Regions from separate parts of the Homo sapiens genome. Here regions 1 and 2 are each linked to region 3. A link is an interaction called in ENCODE POLR2A ChIA-PET data of the cell type or tissue named here. Cell type or tissue: PC-9. All regions are shown on one strand. Links, peaks and the distances in the headings refer to the core of each region. The heading gives the core; the rest is flanking DNA.

Region 1 (7,800 bases), core at 1,380-6,379, 330 kb after region 3:
TTATTTTGTTTGTTTATTTATTTAGAGATGGAGTCTCACTCTGTTGCCAGGCTGGAGTGCGGTGGCGTGATCTCGGCTCACTGCAACCTCTGCCTCCTGGGTTCAAGTGATTCTCCTGCCTCAGCCTCCTGAGTAGCTGGGAATACAGGCGTGCGCCACCACGCCCAGCTAGTTTTTGTATTTTTAGTAGAGATGGGGTTTCACCATGTTGGCCAGGATGGTCTCTATGTCTTGACCTCGTGATCCGCCCACCTCGGCCTCCCAAAGTGCTGGGATTACAGGCGTGAGCCACTATGCCTGGCCTATTGTTGAGTTTTAAGAGTGCTTATGCATATTTTGGATAACAGTCCTTTATCAGATGTGTCTTTTGCAAATATTTTCTCCAGTACATGCTTATGCTCATCTTCTCATTCTTTTTTTTTGTTTTTTGAGACGGAGTCTTGCTCTGTCACCTAGGCTGGAGTGCAGTGGCGTGATCTTGGCTCACTACCAGCTCCGCCTCCTGGGTTCACGCCATTCTCCTGCCTCAGCCTCCCAAGTAGCTGGGACTACAGGCGCCTGCCACCACGGCCGGCTAATTTTTGTATTTTTTTTTTTTTAGTAGAGACGGGGTTTCACCATGTTAGCCAGGATGGTCTCGATTTCCTGACCTCGTGATCCGCCCACCTCGGCCTCCCAAAGTGCTGGGATTACAGGCATGAGCCACTGTGCCCAGCCATCATCTTCTCATTCTTGTGACATGGTCTTTCACAGAAGAGAAATTTTTAATTTTAATGAAGTCTAGATTGTCAGTTATTTATTTCATGGATCATGCCTTTGAGTGTTGTACCGAAAAAATAATAACCATATCCAAGGTTTTCTTCTGTTATCCTCTCAGAGTGTAAGGTGTGTGTCTAGATTAATTTTTTGCATGTGGATGTCCAGTTGTTCCAGCACCATTTGTTGAAAAAATTATCTTTGCTCCATTGTACTGCCTTTGCTTCCTTCCACTATATTTATTCCTTCCACTATATTTATGTGGGTCTATTTCTGGCCTCTCCATTCTGTTCAATTGATCTATTTGTCTATCCTTTCACAAATATCACACTGCCTTCATTACTGTAGCTTTATAAGTCTCAAAGTCAGGTAGTGTCAGTCTTCTAACTTCATTCTTCTCCTTCAATTTTGCCTCTCTGTATAAACTTTTAGAATCAATTTGTTGATATCCACAAAATAACTTCTGGGATTTTGATTGGGATTGCTTTGATCTATAGATCAAGTTGGGAAGAACGGACATCTTGACAATATTGAGTCTTCCTATGCATGTACCATGGAATATATCTCCATTTAATTCTTTTTTGATTTTGTTCATCAGAGTTTTGTAGTTTTTTTCATACAGATCTTGTACATATTTTGTTAGGTTTATACAAATTTTGTGGGGTGGTAATATAAATGTGTTTTTTATTTCAAATTCCACTAATTCATTGCTGGTATATAGGTAGACAATTGAGTTTTGTATATTGACCTTATAACCTGAAACATTGATGTAATCACTTATTAGTTCCAGGAGTTTTTCTGTCAATTCTTTCAGATCTTTCCTTTCCCTTCCTTCCCCTTCCCCTCCCCACTTCCCTTTCCTTTTTCCTTTCCTGTCCTGTCCTCCTTTCTTTTTTCTTTTTTAACATCTCCCAAGGCTTCATCATTCATCTTTCAGATTTTCTACAGAGATGGTCATGTCATCTGTGAACAAAGACAGCTTGATTTCCTCCTCCCCAATCTGTATACCTTCTATTTCCTTTTCTTGTCTTATTACATTAGCTAGGACTTCCAGTACAATGTTGAAAAGAAGTGATGAGAGGGCACACCGTTGCCTTGTTCCTGATCTTAGTGAGAAAGCTTCTGGTTTCTCACTATTAAGTATGTTAGCTGTAGGTTTTGTAGGTATTCTTTATCAAGCTGACGAAGTTTACTGAGAGTTTTATCATGAGTGGGCATTGGACTTTTTTTTTTGGAGACAGGGTCTTGCCCTGTTGCCCAGGCTGGAGTGTACTGGTGTGATCATGGCTCACTGCCATCACCATCTCCTGGGCTCAAGTGATCTTCCCACCTCAGCCTCCCAAGTAGCTGGGACTATAGGCATGTGCCACCATACTTGACTAATTAAAAAAAAAACTTTTGTAGAGATGAGGTCTCACTATGTTTCCTAGGCTGGTCTTGAACTCCTGGGCTCAAGCAATCCTCCTGCCTTGGCCTTCCATAATGCTGGGATTACAGGCATGAGCTGCTGTGCCTACCCCAAACATTTCTTTACCATGACCATTTCACAGCTATACTTACCTAAGTCTAATGGTAATATTCATGCCCTGGGGTTCTTCTGGATTCATTTCCCTTCCTTGTGTATTGGGGAAAGTCACGTGCTTACCCCTTTGTTCTGAAGTAAAACAAATGCCCATTTTCTACGTTCAACTTTAAGTGGAATTATGCTGGTGCTTGGGGCTTGGGATTGGAGAGAAGAGGAGGGGATCTGCCCTTGGTGTCTTGACATCATTAACCCTTTTCCTGATGCCCTCAGCTGGCTGGAGTCTGGAGAGATTCATTTGGCCACAGTCCACTTTCTGGGAAGTTTTGTGGAAAGGACAAGTAAATATAAACAACTGAGAAATGTGATCTAGAGGGTAGGTAGGTGTGAGGAATTCTTTTTTCTTTTTTTTTTTTCCAACTTTTAAGTTCAGGGGTACATATGCAGGATTACATAGAAAAACGTGTGCCATGGTGGTTTGCTGCACAGATTATCCCATCACGTAGGTATTAAGCCCAGCATCCATTAGCTGTTCTTCCTGATGCTCTCCTTCCTCCCCCGCCACACCGTCCAACAGGCCCCAGTGTGTGTTGTTCCCCTCTGTGTGTCCATGTGTTCTCATCATTCAGTTGCCACTTATAAGTGAGAACATGTAGTGTTTGTTTTTCTGTTCTTGCATTAATTTGCTGAGGATAATGGCTTCCAGCTCCATCAATGTCCCTGCAAAGGACATGATCTCATTCCTTTTTATGACTGCATAGTATTCCATGATGTATATGTACCACATTTTCTTTATCAAGTCTATCACTGATGGGAATTTAGGTTGGTTCCATGTCTTTGCTACTGTGAATAGTGCTGCAATGAAATGAAAGATACATGTATGCATGTATCTTTATAATAGAATGATTTCTATTCTTTTGGATATATACTCAGTAATGGCATTGCTGGGTCAAATGGTATTTCTGCTTCTAGGTCTTTGAGGAATCGCCACACTGTCTTCCACAATGGTTGAACTAATTTACACTCCCACCAACAGTGTAAAAGTGTTCTTTTTTCTCTACAACCTCACCAGCATCTGTTATTTTTTGACTTCTTAATAATAGCCATTCTGACTGGTATGAGAGGTGTGGGGAATTTATTGTTTTTACAGAGGGTGGAGAAGGAAGGCCCTGGCAGAAGCTCCACCCAGAGCTCCACAGAGTTGTTAATGGTCTTAAGAACTGGGAGATAGTACGGTCATGTAGCCAACGCAGGACTGTGAACTCTGGGGATGCTCCCATCTACATTCACCACCATTCTTACCAAAATAAAACAAACACTGTAGGTACTATGCCTGCATGGTGACTATGTCTGACCCCAGACTGCTTTGTCTTAGAAAAGGAGCCCATCTCCATTCTCAAGATAGGGTCTGATCCTCACATAATGACCAGCTCACTTATGGGCTCGTGTGGTCACGATTCTCATGGTCTACAGTGCTGCAGACCAGGAAGCTGTAGCCCCAATCCCTGCTCTCCTGATTTTGGCTGGCAGTGGGCCACCTTCCTTGCCCTTTACACAGAAAGCTGCACTTCCCAGAACTGTTTTCAACAAGCTGCTTTCCTCCTCCTCAAACCTGCCTGGACTGGTCAGGGCACTCTACCAACAATGCTTTGTTTTCCCTTCCCAAACTTGGCTCTGGCTCCAATCCTATCAGGGCACTTGTACGCAACTGCCCAGGAGCGACCAGCAGGGGGAGCCAGAAAAATTTAGATTTTTCAGCTAGACAAAAGAGGTCCAGGATAAAAGTTGTTTCTCAAGGCCCAGGTAATTTTCTCCTCATTTAAGTTACAGAGAACCGGCTGGGTGTGGTGGCTCACACTTTTAATCTCAGCACTTTGGGAGGCCAAGTTGGGCAGATCACTTGAGGCCAGGAGTTTGAGACCCGCCTGGGCAACACAGTGAAACCCTGTCTCTACAAAAAATACAAAAATTAGCCAAGCATGGTGGTATGCGCCTGTAGACCCAGCTACTCCAGAGGCTGAGGTACAAAAACCACTTGAACCCTGGAGGTGGAGGTTGCAGTGAGCCGAAGTCACACCACTGCACTCCAGCCTGGGTGACAGAGCAAGACCTTGTCTCAAAAAAAATCTATATCTATATCTGCATCTGTATCTGTATCTATATCTGCATCTGTATCTGTATCTGTATCTATCTATCTACCTACCTACCTACCTACCTATCTAGAGAGAACCAACCTACCTACCTACCTACCTACCTACCTATCTAGAGAGAACCAACCTACCTACCTACCTACCTACCTACCTACCTATCTAGAGAGAACCAAGTGTATTGTTAAAACAACTGCTGATTCTGAGGTTCAGATGAGCGGAAACCCAAATGGAGTTCATCCATTTAGTCATCAACAACTTTTTTTTTTTTTTTTTTGAGACAGAGTCTCGCTCTCTCACCCAGGCTGGGGTGTAGTGGTGCGATCTTGGCACACTGCAACCTCCGCCTCCCAGGTTCAAGCAATTCTCTGCCTCAGTCTCCTGAGTAGCTGGGATTTACAGGGGCCTACCACCACGCCTGGCTAATTTTTTTTTTTTTTTTTTTTGAGATGGAGTCTCACTCTGTCACCCAGGCTGGAGTGCAGGGGCGCAATCTCGGCTCACTGCAAGCTCTGCCCCCCGGGTTCACGCCATTCTCCTGCCTCAGCCTCCCAAGCAGCTGGGACCACAGGCGCCCACCACCACGCCCAGCTAATTTTTTGTATTTTTTAGTAGAGACGGGGTTTCACTGTGTTAGCCGGGACGGTCTCGATCTCCTGACCTTGTGATCCACCCGCCTCGGCCTCCCAAAGTGCTGGGATTACAGGCGTGAGCCACCGCACCTGGCCTGATTTTTGTATTTTTAGTAGAGATGGGGTTTCACCATCTTGGCCAGGCTAGTCTTGAACTCCTGACCTCGTGATCCATCTGCCTTGGCATCAACAACTATTTATTAAGTACCTACTATGCACCAGGTTAGACACTGTATGTAGAATAATTAAGAAGACTGCTAAAGTCCCTAACTTCATACATTATAGAGATGAACTAAGAGAGCTGGTGAGTGGAGGTCCAAGTCACTTTGACTTGAGTAAAGTGAAAATGTGTGGCAGGTTCATGGGACTCTGAAATGGGAGAGACAAAAGAGAGTTTAAGGCTGGAAAACACTGTGATTCTATCAATACAAACAAAACAAAACAAAACAAAACTCTCTCTCAGAGAAAGAATACTGTACACAATAAGACTGCTAAAAGAAGTCAAAATTAGAGCACACACCCCAGTATCTAAGCGAAACAGCATCAAGAACAAGTAGAAAATGAAAACTTGAATAATATACTGACTTTGTTTCAAAATAATCTAGTGGTAAGAGGGAGTGAGTGGGGGTGGGTATGAAAGAAGACTGGGTATGTGTTGATGATTCCACAAACTGGGTGACAGGTATTTGGTGATTTATTATATTACTTTCTTTACTTTTGTGCATGTTTTTAAATTTCCATAGGGAAAGCTAATATATATCTCTTTCTCAACAACTTAGTCAATAACCACTGTAGCCAAGTTTCACACAGGACACCCTATTTGCTATGGGAGAAAACTGAGCAGATTTGCCCATGCAAAATTCCTAAAGAGTTCAGAACACACCAAAGCTGTGGATGTTTTCTCTCCCGTCCCCTTCTCTCAGATATGTTGCTAGAGCTTATGGTCCTGATCCTTTAGATAGGGGTACAATGGCTATAAGTTATTTCATAGGGGCTCCTTATCTATGTTATTCATGAGGGCAGGGACTGTGCCTATTTCATATTTGAATCCTGGAATGTAGCCAGGATTCAATAAAAATTTATTGAATGCACATCAAATATGTTATAATTATTTAAAAGGTCTGTACAGAAAATATGAGTTGGGTTATGACTCAAGGTTCTTTAAAATATATATTCACTGTACTTCTACACACCCATTAGGATGGCTATTATCAAAACATAAGAGTTGGTGAGGATGTGGAGAAATTGGAACCTTTATGCACTGTTGGTAGCAATGTAAAATAGTACCACTACTGGAAAATGGTATGGTGGTTTCTAAAAAAATTAAAATTCAAATTATCATATGATCCAGCCATTCTAGTTCTGGTATATACTCAAAGGAATTGAAAACAGGGTCTCAAAGAGGTATTTGTCTACCCATATTCACAGCAACATTATTCACAATAGCCAAAAGGTAGAAACAACCCAAGTGTCCATCAGTGGGTGAATGGATAAACAAAAGATGGTATACAATGACATATTATTAGCTTTAAAAGGAAGGAAAGGGCCAGGCACAGTGGCTCATGCCTGTAATCCCAGCACTTTGAGAGGCCGAGGTGGGTGGATCACAAGGTCAGGAGATGGAGATCATCCTGGCTAACACGGTGAAACCCCGTCTCTACTAAAAATACAAAAAAAATTAGCCAGGCGTGGTGGCGGGCACCTGTAGTCCCTGCTACTCGGGAGGCTGAGGCATGAGAATCGCTTGAACCTCCCCGGGAGGCGGAGCTTGCAGTAAGCCGAGATCGCACCACTGCACTCCATCCTGGGCGACAGAGTGAGACTCCCTCTCAAAAAAAAAAAAAAAAAAAAAAAGGACGGAAAGGCTGAGTGCAGTGGCTCAAGCCTGTAATCCCAGCACTTTGGGATGCAGAGGTGACCAGACTGCTTGAGCTCAGGAGTTCAAGACCAGCCTGGGCAACATGGCGAGGCCCCACCTCTACTAAAAATACAAAAAAATAGCCGGACGTGGGCTGGGCGCAGTGGCTCAGGCCTGTAATCCCAGCACTTTGGGGGGCTGAGGCAGGCGGATCACTAGGTGAGGAGTTTGAGAACAGCCCGGCCAACATGATGAAACCCCGTCTCTACCAAAAATATAAAAAATTAGCCGGGTGTGGTGGCACACCCCTGTAATCCCAGCTACTTGGGAGGCTGAGGCAGAAGAATTGCTTGAACCCGGGAGGCAGAGGTTGCAATGAGCCAAAATCGCGCCACTGCACTCCAGCCTGGGTGACAGAGCGAGACTCCATCTCAAAAAAAAAAAAAAAAAAAAAGCCAGACGTGGTGGTGCACACCTGTGGTCCTAGCTCCTTGGGAGGCTGAGGCAGGAGGATAGCTGAGGCAGAGGTTGCAATGAGCTAAGATTGTGCTACTGCACTCCAGCCTGGGTGACAGAGTGAGACCATGTCTCGAATAAAAAAAATACAAATAAAAAGGGAGGATATTCTGACACGTGCTACAACATAGATAAACCTTGAGGACATTATGCTAAGTAAAATTAGCCAGTCACAAAAAACAAATACTGTATGATCCCACTTATATGCCATACCTCGAGTAGTCAAATTCATACTATAGAGTCAGAGAGTAGAATGATGGTTTCCAGGGGCTGGGGGAATGGGGAATGGAGAGTTGGAAATTGGGATCTTAAATGTGGGTTAATGGCCAGGTGTGGTCACTCATGCCTTTAATCCCAGCACTTTGGGAG
Region 2 (7,800 bases), core at 1,357-6,356, 150 kb before region 3:
TGGCAAGTTTTTTATGTATTTTTAGTAAAGATGGGGTTTCGCCATGTTGGCCAGGCTGCTCTTGAGCTCCTGACCTCAGGTGATCCCGCTGCCTAAGCCTCCGAAAGTGCTGGTATTACAGGTGTCAGCCACTGCAGCCAGCCTATTTATTTAAAAAAAAAAAAAAGAATTTTTTTTTGAGATAGTGTCTTTTTCTATCAACCAGGTTGGAGTGCAGCGGCGTGATCTCTGCTCGCCACAACCTCCACCTCCCAGGTTCAAGTGATTCTCCTGTCTCAGCCTCCTGAGTAGCTGAGATTACAGGTGTGCGCCACCATGCTGGCTAATTTTTGTATTTTTAGTAGAGACAGGGTTTCACCATGTTGCCCAGGCTGGTCTTGAACTCCTGACCTCAAGTGATCTGTCCGCCTCAACCTCCCAAAGTGCTGGGATTATGGGTGTGAGCCACCATACCTGGCTATTTTTGTAATTTTTTTTAAAGTAGATTTTAATTTTTTAAAATTTTTATTTTAATTCTTATTTTTTAAGTAGATTTTTAAAATATTACCTAGAAGCAGTTGAGGGATGGGGTGGAAAATAATAACACAGTTCGAGTAAGTCAAAGAACCCAAGGAAGATCCTTCCAGTTCCTGACCATGAGAAGCAAATGACTACCAAATTAACTGGCCAACAGAAGACCCAAGAGCTAAATGTTGGTCATTACAACCATCCAATGAGAAGCTATTGCTTTAAATTAATTTTGGGGGTAGGTGAGTGGGGGCATCATCACCTAGGTCTGGGTCTGCAGGCATTCATAAAGAGACATGCATAGCTGTCAGAGGCCTTTGAACCAGAGCAACTCCATCTTGAATAGGGGCTGGGTAAAATGAGGCTCACACCTGCTAGTCTGCATTCCTAGGAGGTTAGACATTCTTAGTCACAGGGTGTTTACAGTTAAGGGAACAGGATAATAATGTTTCTCCAACAGACTCAGGACTTAATAGACCCAGGAAATGCCCTGATGTCCCAATATCTTAAAAACAAAAGCATTCTTAGTTTAGGAGTAAGTTTTGCAGCCAGGTGCAGTGGCTCACACCAGAAATCCCAGCACTTTGGGAGGCCAAGGTGGGCGGATCACGAGGTCAGGAGATCGAGACCATCCTGACCAACATGGTACAACCCTGTCTCTACTAAAAACACAAAAATTAGCTGGGTGTGGTGGCACGTGCCTGTGATCCCAGCTACTTGGGAGGCTGAGGCAGGAGAATCGCTTGAACCTGGGAGTTGCACTGAGCAGGGAGATCATGCCATTGCACTCTAGCCTAGCGACAGAGTAAGACTCTGTCTCAAAAAAAAAAAAAAAAAAAAAAAAAAAGGCCGGGCATGGTGGCTCATGCCTGTAATCCCAACACTTTGGGAGGCCAAGGTAGGTGGATCACGAGGTCAGGAGCTCGAGACCAGCCTGGCCAATACGGTGAAACCTCATCTCTACTAAAAACACAAAAATTAGCCGGGCATGGTGGTGCACACCTGTAGTCCCAGCTGCTCAGGAGGCTGAGGGCTACTCAGGAGGCTGAGGCAGGAGAATCACTTGAACCTGGGAGGCGGAGGTTGCAGTGAGTCAAGATTGCACCACTACATTCCAGCCTGGATGACAAAGCGACACTCCATCCCAGAAAAAAAAAAAAAAAAATAGCATTAAGAGAAATACCTAATGCAGATGATGGGTTGATAGGTGCAGCAAACCACCATGGCACACGTATATCTATGTAACAAACCTGCACATTCTGCACGTGTATCCCAGAATTTAAAGTATATTTAAAAAAAAAAAAGGCCAGGTGCTGTGGCTCATGCCTATAATCCCAACACTTTGGGAGGCTGAGGCAGGTGGATCATGAGGTCAGGAGATCGAGACCATGCTGGCCAACATGGTGAAACCCCGTGTCTCCTAAAAATATACAAAATTAGCTGGGCGTGGTGATGCGCACCTGTAATCCCAGATACTCAGGAGGCTGAGGCAGGAGAATCGCCTGAACCCAGGAGTGGGAGGTTTCAGTGAGCCAAGATCGCATCACTGCACTCCAGCCTGGCGACAGAGCAAGACTCCATCTCAAAAAAAAAAAAAAAAAGTAAGTTTGCTTTAAAGATAATAATATAGATTCTTGAGAAAGACAGCAGTTACACAAAGATGAACAATCCTTTGTCATGAGTGCTTGCGGCAGAGCATCTCTCCCCCATGACTTTTTGCTTTGTTATATATAAACAACCACTGTACCTAAGGTGGACGTGTTCCTCCTCTTGCTTTCGGGAATGCCCTGCTCTTTCTATGGAGTAGCTATTCTTTTATTCCTTTACTTTCTTAATATACTTGCTTTCACTTTATTCTGTGGACTGGTCCTGAATTCTTTCTTCTGCAAGATCCAAGAACCTTCTCTTAGGGTCTGGATCAGGACACCTTTCCGGTAACATAGCCATGTGGTAGGCAAGATGCTGGCTCATGGCCGGCATCCTTACTCACCATTGAATGACAGATTGATGGCCTCCAGGTAGTTTCCTTGTGCTGAGGTAGAATTATCTCCTTGAGGAAAGCCCTCTGAAGCAAAATATGCAAGAGAAAGAAAAACATCTCATGAAACATGAACTTTTTTTTTTAATTTTAAACGAAGCCTTGCTGTGTCACCCAGGCTGGAGTGGAGCAGCACAATCTTGGCTCACTGCAACCTCCACCTCCCAGGTTCAAGTGATTCTCCTGCCTCAGCCTCCCGAGTAGCTGGGACTACAGGCGCACGCCACCACACAAGGCTAATTTTTGTATTTTTAGTAGAGACAGGGTTTCACCATATTGGTCAGGCTGGTCTTGAACTCCTGACCTCGTGATCCGCCTGCCTTGTGCTGGGATTACAGGCATGAGACATCACACCTGGCTGAAAGATGAACTCTTAAATAAGTGGCAGCTGAGCATGGTGGCTCATGCCTGTAATCCCAGCACTTTGGAAGGTGGAGGCAGGAAGATCGCTTAAGACGAGGAGTTTGAAACAAGCCTGGTCAACACAGCGAGACTCTTGTCTCTACAAAAAAATGAAAAAATTATCTGGGCATGGTAGTGCATGCCTGTCGTCCTAGCTACCCGGGAGGCTGAGGCAGGAGGATTGCTTGAGCCCCAGTGGTTTAAAGTTACAGTATAATTGCTCCACTCCAGTCCAGCCTGGGTGACAGAGTGAGACTCTGTCTCAAAAAAAAAAAAAAGGAAGGCATCTGGCTCCACAAGGCCTCACTCCCTGTATTAGGGACACTGTTGAACTTACGGCATACGAAATGTACAATTGGATCCAACTGGAAACAGAACCCTGACCAAAAGCAGAAACTACACACGGCAATGGGAGAGAAACAAGCACACATCTCTTCTCTGTCTCCCAGACCCCTCCTACACTTCCTTTCCCCGCCGCACCATCTATTACATGAATGCAGTACCTGCCTGTTCCAGTCGCACCAACACTGGATACTGGATGAAGAGTTTTTTAATGGTTACGAGAAGTGAAGTCCATTCTTCTCTTCTCTCATTCTGCACCACCACTCTGAAAAGAGTATTATCATAAAATGGATATTGAGCAGCTGATATGGTTTGGCTCTGTGTCCCCTCCCAAATTTCATCTCAAATTGTAATACCCATGTGTCGAGGGAGGAACCTGGTGGGAGGTGACTGGATCATGGGGGTGGTTTCCTCCATGCTGTTCTTGTGATAGTGAGGGAGTTCTCACGATATCTGATGGTTTAAAAGGGGCAGTTTCCCCTGAGCTCGCTCTTTCTCCTGCTTCACCATGGTAAGACATGCCTTGCTTCCCCTTCGCCTTCCACCAGGATTGTAAGTTTCCAGAGGCCTCCTGAGCCATGCAGAACCATGAGTCAATTAAACCTTTTTTCTTTATAAATTACCCAGTCTTGGGTATGTCTTTACAGCAGTGAGAAAATGGACTAATACAGCAACTTTACATACAGAACATCAGGTTCTTTACAAGGTTTCAAAAAGAGTGTAATTGGAGTACAGTGAGCTGAGATAACCCCACTGCACTCCAGCCTTGGTGACAGAGCAAGACTCTGTCTCAAAAAAAAAAAAGATTCAGTGAGCTTGTTTTTCTTCCAATCCAATTGGGAAAGAAGCATTAAAAAAAAAAAAAAAAGAGGCTGGGCATGGTAGCTCATACTTGTAATTCCAGTACTTTGGGAGGCCCAGGCAGGTGGATAAGGTGGTCAGGAGTTCAAGACCAGCCTGGCCAACACGGTGAAACCCCATCTCTACTAAAAATACAAAAATTAGCTGGGTGTGGTGGCAGGCACCTGTAATCCCAGCTACTTGGAAGGCTGAGGCAGGAGAATTGCTTGAACCCAGGAGGCGGAGGTTTCAGTGAGCCGAGATCGAGCCACTGCACTCCAGCCTGGGAGAAAGAGCGAGACTCCATCTCAAAAAAAAAAAGAGCACTCACTGTTGGTGAGAACACAGAAATTGCTGCTAGGAAAACAAGATCTTCTACTTTAATGGTTTTGGAGCATACACTGGCTGTACAAATAGAAAGCCTTGAAAACACAGACTATCCTTTGACCTAATGGCTCCATTTCTGGCAATTTATCATAAAAACTAAGGATATGCTTAAAAACCTATCTGTAAAAATGTTCACTGGCAATACTGTTGAGAATAGTGAAAAGCTGGAAGTCACCTCAATTTTCAACAATAGTAACCCAATGTAATTTCTATGTAGAAATAAAAAATGATACAGTGGGCCAGGCAGTGGCTAACGCCTGTAATCCCAGCACTCTGGGAGGCCTAAGCAGGCAGATCATGAGGTCAGGAGATAGAGACCATTCTGGCTAACACGGTGAAACCCTGTCTCCACTAAAAAATACAAAAAAAATTAGCCGGGTGTGGTGGCAGGCACCTGTAGTCCCAGATACTCAGGAGGCTGAGGCAGGAGAATGGCGTGAACCTGGGAGGCAGAGCTTGCAGTGAGCCAAGATCCCACCACTGCACTCCAGCCTGGGCGACAGAGCGAGACTTCGCCTCAAAAAAAAAAAAAAAAAAAGATACTGTGGAGCAGTGTGTTTAACATGGATTGGCATTTGTGATACAGTAAATAGAAAATGAAGGTTTATGGCCGGGCACAGTGGCTCACGCCTGTAATCCCAGCACTTGGAGAGGCCAAGGTGGGGGGATCACCTGAGGTCGGGAGTTTGAGATCAGACTGACCAATATGGAGAAACCCCATCTCTACTAAAAATACAAAATCAGCCAGGTGTGGTGGCACATGCCTGTAATCCCAGCTACTCGAGAGGCTGAGGCAAGAGAATCGCTTGCATCCGGGAGGCGGAGGTTGCAGTGAGCTGAGATCGTGTCATTGCACTCCAGACTGGGCAACAAGAGCGAAACTCCGACTCAAAAAAAAAAAAAGGAAATGAAAGAAAATGAAGGTTTAAAACATATAAAAAGAGAACCATATGGGTCAGGCGTGGTGGCTCATGCCAGCATTTTGGGAGGCCAAGGCAGGCGGATCACCTGAGGTCAGGAGTTCGAGACCAGCCTGGCCAACATGGTGAAACCCTGTCTCTACTAAAAATACAAAAATTAACCAGGCATGGTGGCGGGTGCCTGTCACACCAGCTACTCAGGAGGCTGAGGCAGGAGAATTGCTTGAACCTGGAAGGCGGAGTTTGCAGTGAGTTGAGATTGCACCACTGCACTCCAGCCTGGGTGACAGTGAGACACTGTCTCAAAAAGAAATAAAAACAATAAAACATGTAAAAAAATCACATGGAGGCCCAGCGCAGTGGCTCATGCCTGTAATCCCAGCACTTTAGGTGGCTGAGGGCGGTGGATCACCTGAGGTCAGGAGTTCAAGACCAGCCTGGCCAAGATGGTGAAACCCCGTCTCTACTAAAAATAAAAAAATTAGCCAGGTGTGATGGCAGATGCCTGCAATCCCAGCTACTCCGGAGGCTGAGGCAGGGAATTGCTTGTACTAGGGAGGCGGAAGTTGCAGTGAGCTGAGATCACGCTAGTGCACTCCAGCCTGGGCAACAGAGTGATACTCCATCTCAAAAAAAAAAAAAAAAAAAAAAATCACATGGAATGTGTGATCACATCTCTATGAAAACTAATTTTTCTCCTAAATACAGATAATAGGGGTTGATTCACCAAAGTAATGAAGACTATATTTGGTAGATGGAATTGAGTGTGCTTTGAATTCCTCTCTACTAAACTATACTGGTGTGCTTTTGTTGTTGTTGTTTTGTTTTTTTTGAGACAGGGTCTCACTATGTCACCCAGGCTAAAGTGCAGTGGCATGATCTTGGCTCACTGCAGCCTCAACTTCCCAGGCTCAAGTGATCCTCCCACCTCAGCCTCCCAAATAGCTGAAACTACAGGCGCGCACCACTGCACCCAGCTAAGTTATGGTATTTTTTTGTAGAGACAGGGTTTTCCATGGTGCACTGGCTGGTTTCAAACTCCTGAGCTCAGGCAATGTGCCTGGCTTGGCCTCTCAAAGTGCTGGGATTATAGGTATCAGCCACCACGCCTGGCCTATTTTGTGATTTTCCTAAAATGAACCTGTATTGTTTTTGCAGTAAGAAAAAGATAACCAGTTTCTCTCAATCTAAAAAACGTTGAGGATGACTTTTTAATGACATAAACTTTCATATATTAAAAATATATAGTCATATACACCTATAAATCTACATTCATAATTCATATATTCATATTCATGCTTTATATAGTATTTTGTATAACTGATCATGCTCAAATTAATTCATATTCATTATACAGATAAAACTGCATATACTGTTAAGTCAGAAGAGCTCTCATGGTTCCTGGAATTCACTGAATTAGAGGAATGCAGAATTCATCTGCATAAGGGGATGAGTGGAGGTGTCAGTACAGCAGATGGCCCATCACTCTCATAAAATTCTCCTAGGGGTACAGGATCCAACAAAAGATCAACAAATAATTTAAAGTATAATCTGTATGAGGTTGAGGAATACAGTGGTCAAAAAGCATCGACTCTGAACTAGATTGACTGTGTCAGGTCCATGCTCCACCACTTAATATTGTGTGGACTTTGGATAAGTTACTGAAACTCTGTGTCCAAATTTCCACATCTGTAAAATGGGGTAACAGTATCTATCCCACAGGGATGCTGTGATATTTAAATAAATCAAGTCATGTAAAGTGCTTAGAAGAGTAACCCATTCATGCTAAGTCCCGTAAAAACAGTAACTATTACTATCTGATAATCATCTCAATTAGATAGTGGTGTCAGCCAGGCATGGTGGCTCCCGCCTGTAATCCCAGCATTTTGGGAGGCCGAGGTGGGTGGATCAGCTGAGGTCAGGATTTGAGACCAGGCTGGCCAACATGGCGAACCCCATCTCTACTAAAAATACAAAAAAATTAGCCAGGCGTGGTCACGGGCGCCTGTAGTCCCAGCTACTCGGGAGGCTGAGAAACGAGAATCCCTTGAACCTGGGAGGCGGAGTTTGCAGTCAGCTTACATGACCACTGCACTCCAGCCTGGGCGAGAGAGTGAAATTGTGTCTCAAAAAATAATAATAATAATAATAACGTTAAACATGATCATGATATTGTGGTCAGATATAAAAATGCCTTTTTTGAATATGTATAGAAATAAAATATTACAATATTGATAATTTACTTAGTCAATGGCACTGAAAAAAACAGATGAATCAAATATGACAAAATAATAACTGTTAAATTCAGGTATTGGGTATACGGGCTCATTATATTATTTGCTCTTCTTCTCTGAATGTTGAAAT
Region 3 (7,800 bases), core at 1,498-6,497:
GTAGAGATGAAGTTTTGCTATGATGCCCAGGCTGGTCTCAAACTCCTGGCCTCAAGTGATCTGCCGACCTTGGCCTCCCAAAGTGTTGGCATTACAGGCCTGAGCCACCGTGCCCGGCCTCATTATGTCTTTTTGATTATAGCCATTCCGATGGGTGTGAAGGGGTCTCATTGTGGTTTTGATTTGCATTTCCCTGATTACTAATAATGTTGTATTAGTTTGCTAGGGCTGCTGTAACAAAGCAACACAAACTGGGTTGCTTGAACAGCAGACATTTGCCTCATGATTCTAGGGCTAAATGTCTGAGATCAAGGTGTCAGGGTTGCTTCCTTTGGAGGGCTGTGAGGGAGAATCTGTTCCATGCCTCTTGCCTAGCTTCCAATGTTTTGCTGGCAATCTCTGGCATTCCTTACATATAGAAGCATCACTCCAATCTCTGCCTTCAGCTTCACCTGGTATTCTCCATGTGTGCATGTCTGTTTCTAGATTTTCCCTTTTTATAAGGACACCCATCATATTGGATTTGGACACACCTTGGCAACCTCATTTTATTTTATTTATTTATTTACTTATTTATTTTTTTGAGATGGAGTCTCGCTCTGTCGCCCAGGCTGAGTGCAGTGGTGGGATCTCGGCTCACTGCAAGCTCCGCATCCTGGGTTCATGTCATTCTCCTGCCTCAGCCTCCCGAGTAGCTGGGGCTACAGGCACCCACCACCATGCCTGGCTAATTTTTTGTATTTTTAGTAGAGACGGGGTTTCACCGTGTTAGCCAGGATGGTCCCGATCTCCTGACCTCGTGATCCGCCTGCCTCGGCCTCCCAAAGTCCTGGGATTACAGGCCTGAGCCACCATGCCCAGCCTGCAACCTCATTTTAACTTGATAATCTCTGTAAAGACCCTCTCTCCAGCCAACTAAGGGCACCTTCTAAGGTACTCAGGGTTAGAACTTCAACATAAGAGTTTTGGGGGAGTTTTCAGCAATTTAACGCATAACAGATATTTAGCCTCTGTCTTTTCTTGTGCTTATTGGCCAATGTATTTTTCCTTTGGACAAAGGTCTATTCAAATCCTTTGCACATTTTGATTGATTGATTGAGAGAGTCTCACTCTGTTGCCCAGGCTGGAGTGCAGTGGCGTGATCATAGCTCACTGTAACCTTGAACTCCTGGGTTCAAGCAATCCTCCCACCTCAGCCTACCTAGTAGCTGGGACTATAGGTGCAAGCCGCTGTGCCTGGCTATTTGTCTTTTTATTGTTGACCTGTAAGAGTTTATGAGATTTTGCATTTGAGAGAGAATACCAGTGCCTGATCAAAATTGGGCCTGCATTATAAAAGCAAGATCAAAGAGCCCTGGGTGAGAAATGGTGTTTGGCTTCAAGTTCTGGACCTGTTGGTGACCACCTGGGCAACCTTGATTAGTTTCTTGACCTCTTTGCGATTCAGTGTTTTCATCTATTAATACATTTTGTGACTGCGGTGGCAGTTGAGGTGCATTGTAATTCTATAGGAAAGATGCCTGTCCTGTACGTACTGACAGAATTTGGAGACAGGAGGGTCTGAGTAGTGGCCCAAGGTTGCACCTGCCTGCTAGATATGTTGAGGGTCCAGTCACCTCTACTGAGGGCTTCTTTTTTTTTTTTTTTTGAAATGGAGTCTCGCTCTGTTACCTAGGCTGGAGTGCAGTGGTGCAGTCTCGGCTCACTGCAAGCTCCGCCTCCCAGGTTCACGCCATTCTGCCTCAGCCTCCCGAGTAGCTGGGACTACAGGCGCCCGCCACTGTGCCCGGCTAAGTTTTCTTTTTGTATTTTTAGTAGAGACGGGGTTTCACCGTGGTCTCGATCTCCTGACCTCGTGATCCGCCTGCCTCGGCCTCCCAAAGTGCTGAGATTACAGGCGTGAGCCATGTGCCTGGTCCCCTACTGAGGGCTTCTGAGGTGCGCTGACTTTTCCTGACCCTCCTGTTGGTGCTGTGTTTGCATGACTCTTCCCTATTCCTGTCTCTCAGGCTTGAAATTGTCCTGTTTTTTATTACAGATGCCAGAAAAATCCACACTGCCCCTGCCCGAACCATGTTCCTGCTGCGTCCCCTGCCCATTCTGTTGGTGACAGGCGGCGGGTATGCAGGGTACCGGCAGTATGAGAAGTACAGGGAGCGAGAGCTGGAGAAGCTGGGATTGGAGATTCCACCCAAACTTGCTGGTCACTGGGAGGTAGGAATGAGGTGGAACTGCCTTGGGTTCTCGTCCAGCAAACTTTGTCTGTCACTTTTCCAGTTGTTCCAAAGTTGAAATGTTTGAACAAGTCAAATATGCTTTCTTGGAACTCATGTCTCCAGTAGGTTTTGGCCAGATACAGGAGTTATAACTTTGGTGTCAAGTCAAGCTTGTCTTCTGTTGCCAGACCTTACCCTGGTCTCCCCAAGGGTTCTGAGTAGAAATTTCTTGCTGTTGAAGTCTCAGAGTGTATGTCTTGAATTGGTGCTGACATCCTGGCTGTTCTGCTATTCTTGCCCTTGTTAGTCAGAAGAGGGCTGAAACTATTGAGCTTTTGTGATGTGGATTAGTTCTCACCAGGAACCAGACAGAAATAATCAAATTCCTTTGTCATTATTGCTCAAAATGCTTCCTTCCATCATAGTCACACGATAGGGGCAGCCTGCATTGTTACGGAATGCACGATACGTAATGAAACATCTTGTTCATCTGTGCTTCCCATGTCCCAGGATGATTCCTGACTTAGAGGAGACATTCAGTAAATTGTGAAACTGAATATAAAGGTGTAAGTTTAACAATTGCCTTTTTTTTGCAGCCATAATTTAACAAATAAAAAATCTGAAATATCAAAGGACCAGTAATAGGTCTTAATATTCTGGGCAAAAGAGGGGGTGACAGTTGAGGCTTTGTGATATCTGGAATGCAGTGGTGATCCACTCCATTTTGCTAATCCAGATCAGCTGAATCTATTCTAATAGGACATACGGTGACTGGGGCATTAGGATGCTGAAGGCAAGTCTCAACCATGCTCCGCAGTAGCTGTGTGAACTGGGACATGTCACTTTCTGTCTGGTCTTGTGTCTTTAACAGTAAAACAGCAGGTTGGGTTCGAACATGACTCTGAGATTCCATCCAGCTCTAACAGTTTATCTAGGAGTATTTGCTGCCATTGGCATTACATGCTACATTATAGGTTTCCTTCCAAAATCCTTTTTTGGACTTTAATTTTGACCATTTTCTTCCAATAGAATCTAGTATACAGACTTCACTTGATTTCTAACAGTCCTGTAAAACCGTGACTTAGTCAACTGGCCATACAGATCCAGCTATGGGAGTTACCCTAAGAGATACCTGTCTGCTCTTGCCCTGTATGTCCATGTGCCTACCCTTTGGCCTGTTCGTACGCCTTGGGCTTTGTAATAACCTACCTTAAACAAAAAAAAAAGTTTTCCGGTACTATATCACAAATTCCTTTTGGTGAAGGGTAATTATGTAGTAGGTGAGTCACACTTTCAAAGTATGCTGCCCTCTGTTCCCTGTGGCGTTGCTGGTTTCCCCTGTAAACATCATTTTCCATTAGATTAGTAGATTAGTAAAGTACTTGTAAAGTGTAGGTAGCACGTGACTGTGACTGCATGACCCCCCTCAAGTGTTAAACCCAAGCTGACATCTTTCTGACCTTGGGGATTTTTGAGGCTGACTCACCCTGTGATGAGCTTGCATGCTTTCAAGAAATTCCCACACACTTCAAAGGTTTCCCAAAAGAATATAAATTTGGAAGAAACCTGCCACTTCCAAAATCATAAAAGACCAACGCCAGTAGTTTTTTAGTATCTGCTGTTTATGTAATTGGAGTTATTGCCATACATAGTTTCAGACCTGGAAGATGGTTGTAAAGAGGACAGGGTTGATTAACTCATAAGTCCCAGGGCCTGGAAAGTGACAGGACACTGGAGTACAGTGGCCTAATGCAGTGTGAGATCTCAAAGCACCTATTGGTAAAGAACTGGGCTTAAGTTAGATACTCTTCTTGATTGAATAAAATGGTCACAGAACCACTCCTTGATGTTCTTTTTCTTTTTTTGTAGATATGAGGTCTTGCTCTGTTGCCCAGGCTGGTCTCAAACTCCTGGGCTCAAGCGACCCTCCTGCCTCAGCCTCCCAAAGTGCTGGGATTACAGGTGTGAGCCACTGTACCGGCCACTCCTGGATTTTCAAGTGGGACTCCAACACTTCATTTTATGAGGGGGAAATGGTCTGGACTTGGAGTTGACATTGGAGTTTGAGTATCCCTTATCCAAAATGCTTGGGACTGGAAGTGTTTTGGATTTTTTTTTGGATTTTTCAATATTTGTATATATATATATACTGAGATAACTTGGGGATGTGACCCAAGTCTGAACACAAAATTTATTTATTTTATTTTATTTGTTTTGTTTTTCTTTTCTTTTTTTTTTTTTTTAGATGGAGTCTCACTCTGTTGCCCAGGCTGGAAGGCAATGGCGCAATCTTGGCTCACTGCAACCTCCGCCTCCCCGGTTCAAGCGTCTCCCACCTCAGCCTTCCCAGTAGATGGGATTACAGGCACCTGCCGTTATGCCCAGCTAATTTTTATATTTTTGTAGAGACAGGGTTTCACTGGCCGGGCGCGGTGGCTCATGTCTATAATCCCAGCACTTTGGGAGGCTGAGGCGGGTGGATCACCTGAGGTCAGGAGTTCGAGACAAGCCTGGCCAACATGGTGAAACCCCGCCTCTACTAAAACTAAAAAAAAAAAAAGAGACAGGGTTTCACCATGTTGGCCAGGCTGCTCTCGAACTCCTGACCTCAGGTGATCCGCCCACCTCGGCCTCCCAAAGTGTGTGGATTATAGGTGTGCGCCACTGCGCCCGGCCAATTTATTTATTTATTTGAGGCAGGGCCTTGCTCTGTCACCTAGGGCTGGAGTACAGTGGCATGATCACGGCTCACTGCATCCCTGACCTCCTAGGCTCAAGCCATCCTCCCACCTCAGCCTTCTGGAGTAGCTGGGAATATAAGCGTGTACCATCCTACCTGGCTAATTTGTTTGAATTTTTGTGGAAACAGGGGTCTCATTTATGTTTTAGATATACCTTCTACACATAGCCTGCGGGTAACTTTATATAATACTTTAAATAATTTTCTTCATGAAACAAAGTTTTTTTCTTTTTTTTTTGAGACGGAGTCTCACTCTGTCACCCAGGCTGGAATGCAGTGGCATGATCTCGGCTCACTGCAAGCTCCACCCTTGGGTTCAAGCGATTCTCCTGCCTCAGCCTCCCAAGTAGCTGGGATTACAGGTGCCTATTACTGCGCCAGCTAATTTTTGTATTTTTAGTAGAGACAGGGGTTCACCCTCTTGGCCAGGCTGGTCTTGAACTTGTGACCTCATGATCCACCCGCCTCGGCCTCCGAAAGTGCTAGGATTACAGGCGTGAGCCACCATGCCCGGCCAAAACAAAGTTTTGACTGTGACCTGTCACATGACATCAGATGTGGAATTTTCCACTTGTTGGTGTCATGTCAGCACTCAAAAAGTCTCTGATTTTGGATGTTCAGATTAGGGATACTCAACTATATACGTTTTCAGGAATGGCAACAGGTTAAGAAGGGAGAGTGTTGAATGGCTGTCTGGGGCCTGGTCCTAATCCCACCTCTGGTTCCACCTAATCACTGTCATCACAAATGAAAAATGTGAGATTTTCCAAATGTAGCTGATATCAGAATTGTTGGGGAGCTTTAAAAATTATGAATTTGAGGCTGGGCGTGGTGGCTCATGCCTGTAATCCCAGCACTTTGGGAGGCCGAGGCGGGCGGATCACGAGGTCAGGAGATCGAGACCATCCTGGTTAACATGGTGAAACCCCATCTCTACTAAAAATACAAAAAATTAGCCAGGCATGGTGGCGGGCGCCTGTAATCCCAGCTACTTGGGAGGCTGAGGCAGGAGAATGGCGTGAACCCGGGAGGTGGAGGTTGCAGTGAGCTGAGATCATGCCACTGCACTCCAGCCTGGGTGACAGAGTGAAGACTCCATCTCAAAAAAAAAAAAAAGAAAAAATTATGAATTTGAATTCCTTAACTCCTAGAAATCTACAAAGTTTGGGCTAGGTGCAAGATCTGTGTTTTCCAGGAGCCCTGTAGGTGATTCTGATGATAAGCCAGCTTGAAGAACCAAAGGCAGATGAGCCCTACCTAATGTTCCCTTCAGGGCTACAGTTTTTTGTTTTTGTTTTTGTTTTTTTTTTTGAGACGGAGACTCGCCCTGTCACCCAGGCTGGAGTGCAGTGGCGCAATCTCGGCTCACTGCAACCTCTGCCTCTTGGGTTCAAGCCATTCTCCTGCCTCAGCCTCCTGAGTAGCTGGGATTACAAGTGCCCGCCACCAGGCCTGGCTAATTTTTTGTATTTTTAGTAGAGACGGGGTTTCACCGTGTTAACCAGGATAGTCTCGATCTCCTGACTTCGTGATCTGCCTGCCTTGGCCTCCCAAAGTGCTGGGATTACAGGCATGAGCCACCATGCACAGCCACTAATTTTTGTATTTTTTTGTAGAGATGGGGTTTCACCATGTTGCCCAGGGTGGTTTTGAACTCCTTAGCTCAAGTGATTCACCCACCTTGGCCTCCCAAAGTGCTAGAATTACAGGCATGAGCCACTGTGCCGGGCCAGTTTTAGGTTTTTGTTTTGTTTTGTTTTTCAGAGACAGGGTCTTGCTGTGCTAAGGCTGGAGAGTAGTGGTGTGATCATATCTTGCTACAGCCTTGAACTCCTGGGTTCACATGTTTCTTTCACCTTAGCCTTCCCAGTAGTGGACTGTAGGTATGTGCCACTTCGCCAGGGTAGTTTTATATTTAAGTCTTTTATCCATTTTGAATTAATTTTTATTTACGGTATAAGAGAAGAATCCAACGTCATTATTTTGCATGTGGGTATCCAGTTTTCCCAGCATCATTTGTTGAAAAGATTATCCTTTCTCTATTGAATGGTCTTGGCATGCTTGTAGAAATCAGTCTTACTCCCTGTTAAATGACGGAGATGAATATAGCAAACACTATGACAGAATGTTGGAAAACAGGGGACATGATGATTCCCACGCCTTCTTGCCATGTGACTGTGATTGCTTAATCATGCGCTTTGTTTTTTATGCATTCACTTCCTGTCTTTATCTCTATTTTCTTTTTTTTTTTTTTTTGAGATGGCATTTTGCTCTTGTTGCCCAGGCTGGAGTGCAGTGGCACAATCTCTGCTCACTGCAACTTCCGCCTCCCGGGTTCAAGCAATTTTCCTGCTTCAGCCTCCCAAGTAGGTAGGATTACAGGTGTGTGCCACCACGCCTGGCTAATTTAGTATTTTTAGTAGAGACGGGGATGCTCCATGTTGGTCAAGCTGGTCTCGAACTCCCGACCTCAGGTGATCCGCCCGCCTCAGCCTCCCAAAGTGCTGGGATTACAGGTGTGAGCCACCACGCCCGGCTTTTTTTCTTTCTTTTTTTTTTTTTTTGAAACTGAGTCTCGCTCTGTCTCCCAGGCTGGAGTCCAGTGGCGTGATCTTCGCTCACTGCAACCTCTGCCTCCCGGGTTCAAGTGATTCCCCTGCCTCAGTCTCCCAAGCAGCCGGGACTACAGGTGCGCGCACCACCACGCCCAGCTAATTTTTGTATTTTTAGTAGAGATGGGGTTTCACCGTGTTGGCCAGGATGCTCTCAATTTCCTGACCTTGTGATCCACCTGCCTTGGGCCCCCAAAGTGCTGGGATTACAGGTGTGAGCTACCACACCTGT

The links. Peaks named below come from ENCODE experiments on the same cell type or tissue, not always from the same donor. Only the 100,000 strongest peaks of a DNase experiment are listed, where the experiment ranks them.
Region 1: POLR2A ChIA-PET joins it to region 3 with 6 read pairs; 1 of 35 experiments calls an interaction of 5 or more read pairs at or near these places.
Region 2: POLR2A ChIA-PET joins it to region 3 with 5 read pairs; 2 of 35 experiments call an interaction of 5 or more read pairs at or near these places.

Annotation. Positions count from the first base shown.
Region 1 is chr22:31,309,662-31,317,461 of GRCh38, reverse strand. No RefSeq gene overlaps it. Among named protein-coding and RNA genes, the nearest start is that of PIK3IP1, 21 kb to the right of the region's middle. In PC-9, for the core only: a CTCF peak has its summit at 4,015 (motif pointing right); a DNase peak (open chromatin) is centred at 3,901; H3K27ac peaks cover 760 bases.
Region 2 is chr22:31,793,354-31,801,153 of GRCh38, reverse strand. It overlaps DEPDC5 (DEP domain containing 5, GATOR1 subcomplex subunit), which reads right to left. Exons shown (of 43, transcript NM_001242896.3): 13 at 3,451-3,554; 14 at 2,498-2,572. Among named protein-coding and RNA genes, the nearest start is that of DEPDC5, 43 kb to the right of the region's middle. In PC-9, for the core only: no CTCF peak of the experiment used is centred there; a DNase peak (open chromatin) is centred at 1,633; H3K27ac peaks cover 1,283 bases.
Region 3 is chr22:31,642,515-31,650,314 of GRCh38, reverse strand. PISD (phosphatidylserine decarboxylase) reads left to right here. Exons shown (of 8, transcript NM_001326411.2): 3 at 2,039-2,214. Among named protein-coding and RNA genes, the nearest start is that of PISD, 16 kb to the left of the region's middle. RefSeq lists enhancers at 3,597-3,706, 3,717-3,766, 2,780-3,979. In PC-9, for the core only: no CTCF peak of the experiment used is centred there; DNase peaks (open chromatin) are centred at 2,594 and 3,514; H3K27ac peaks cover 3,179 bases.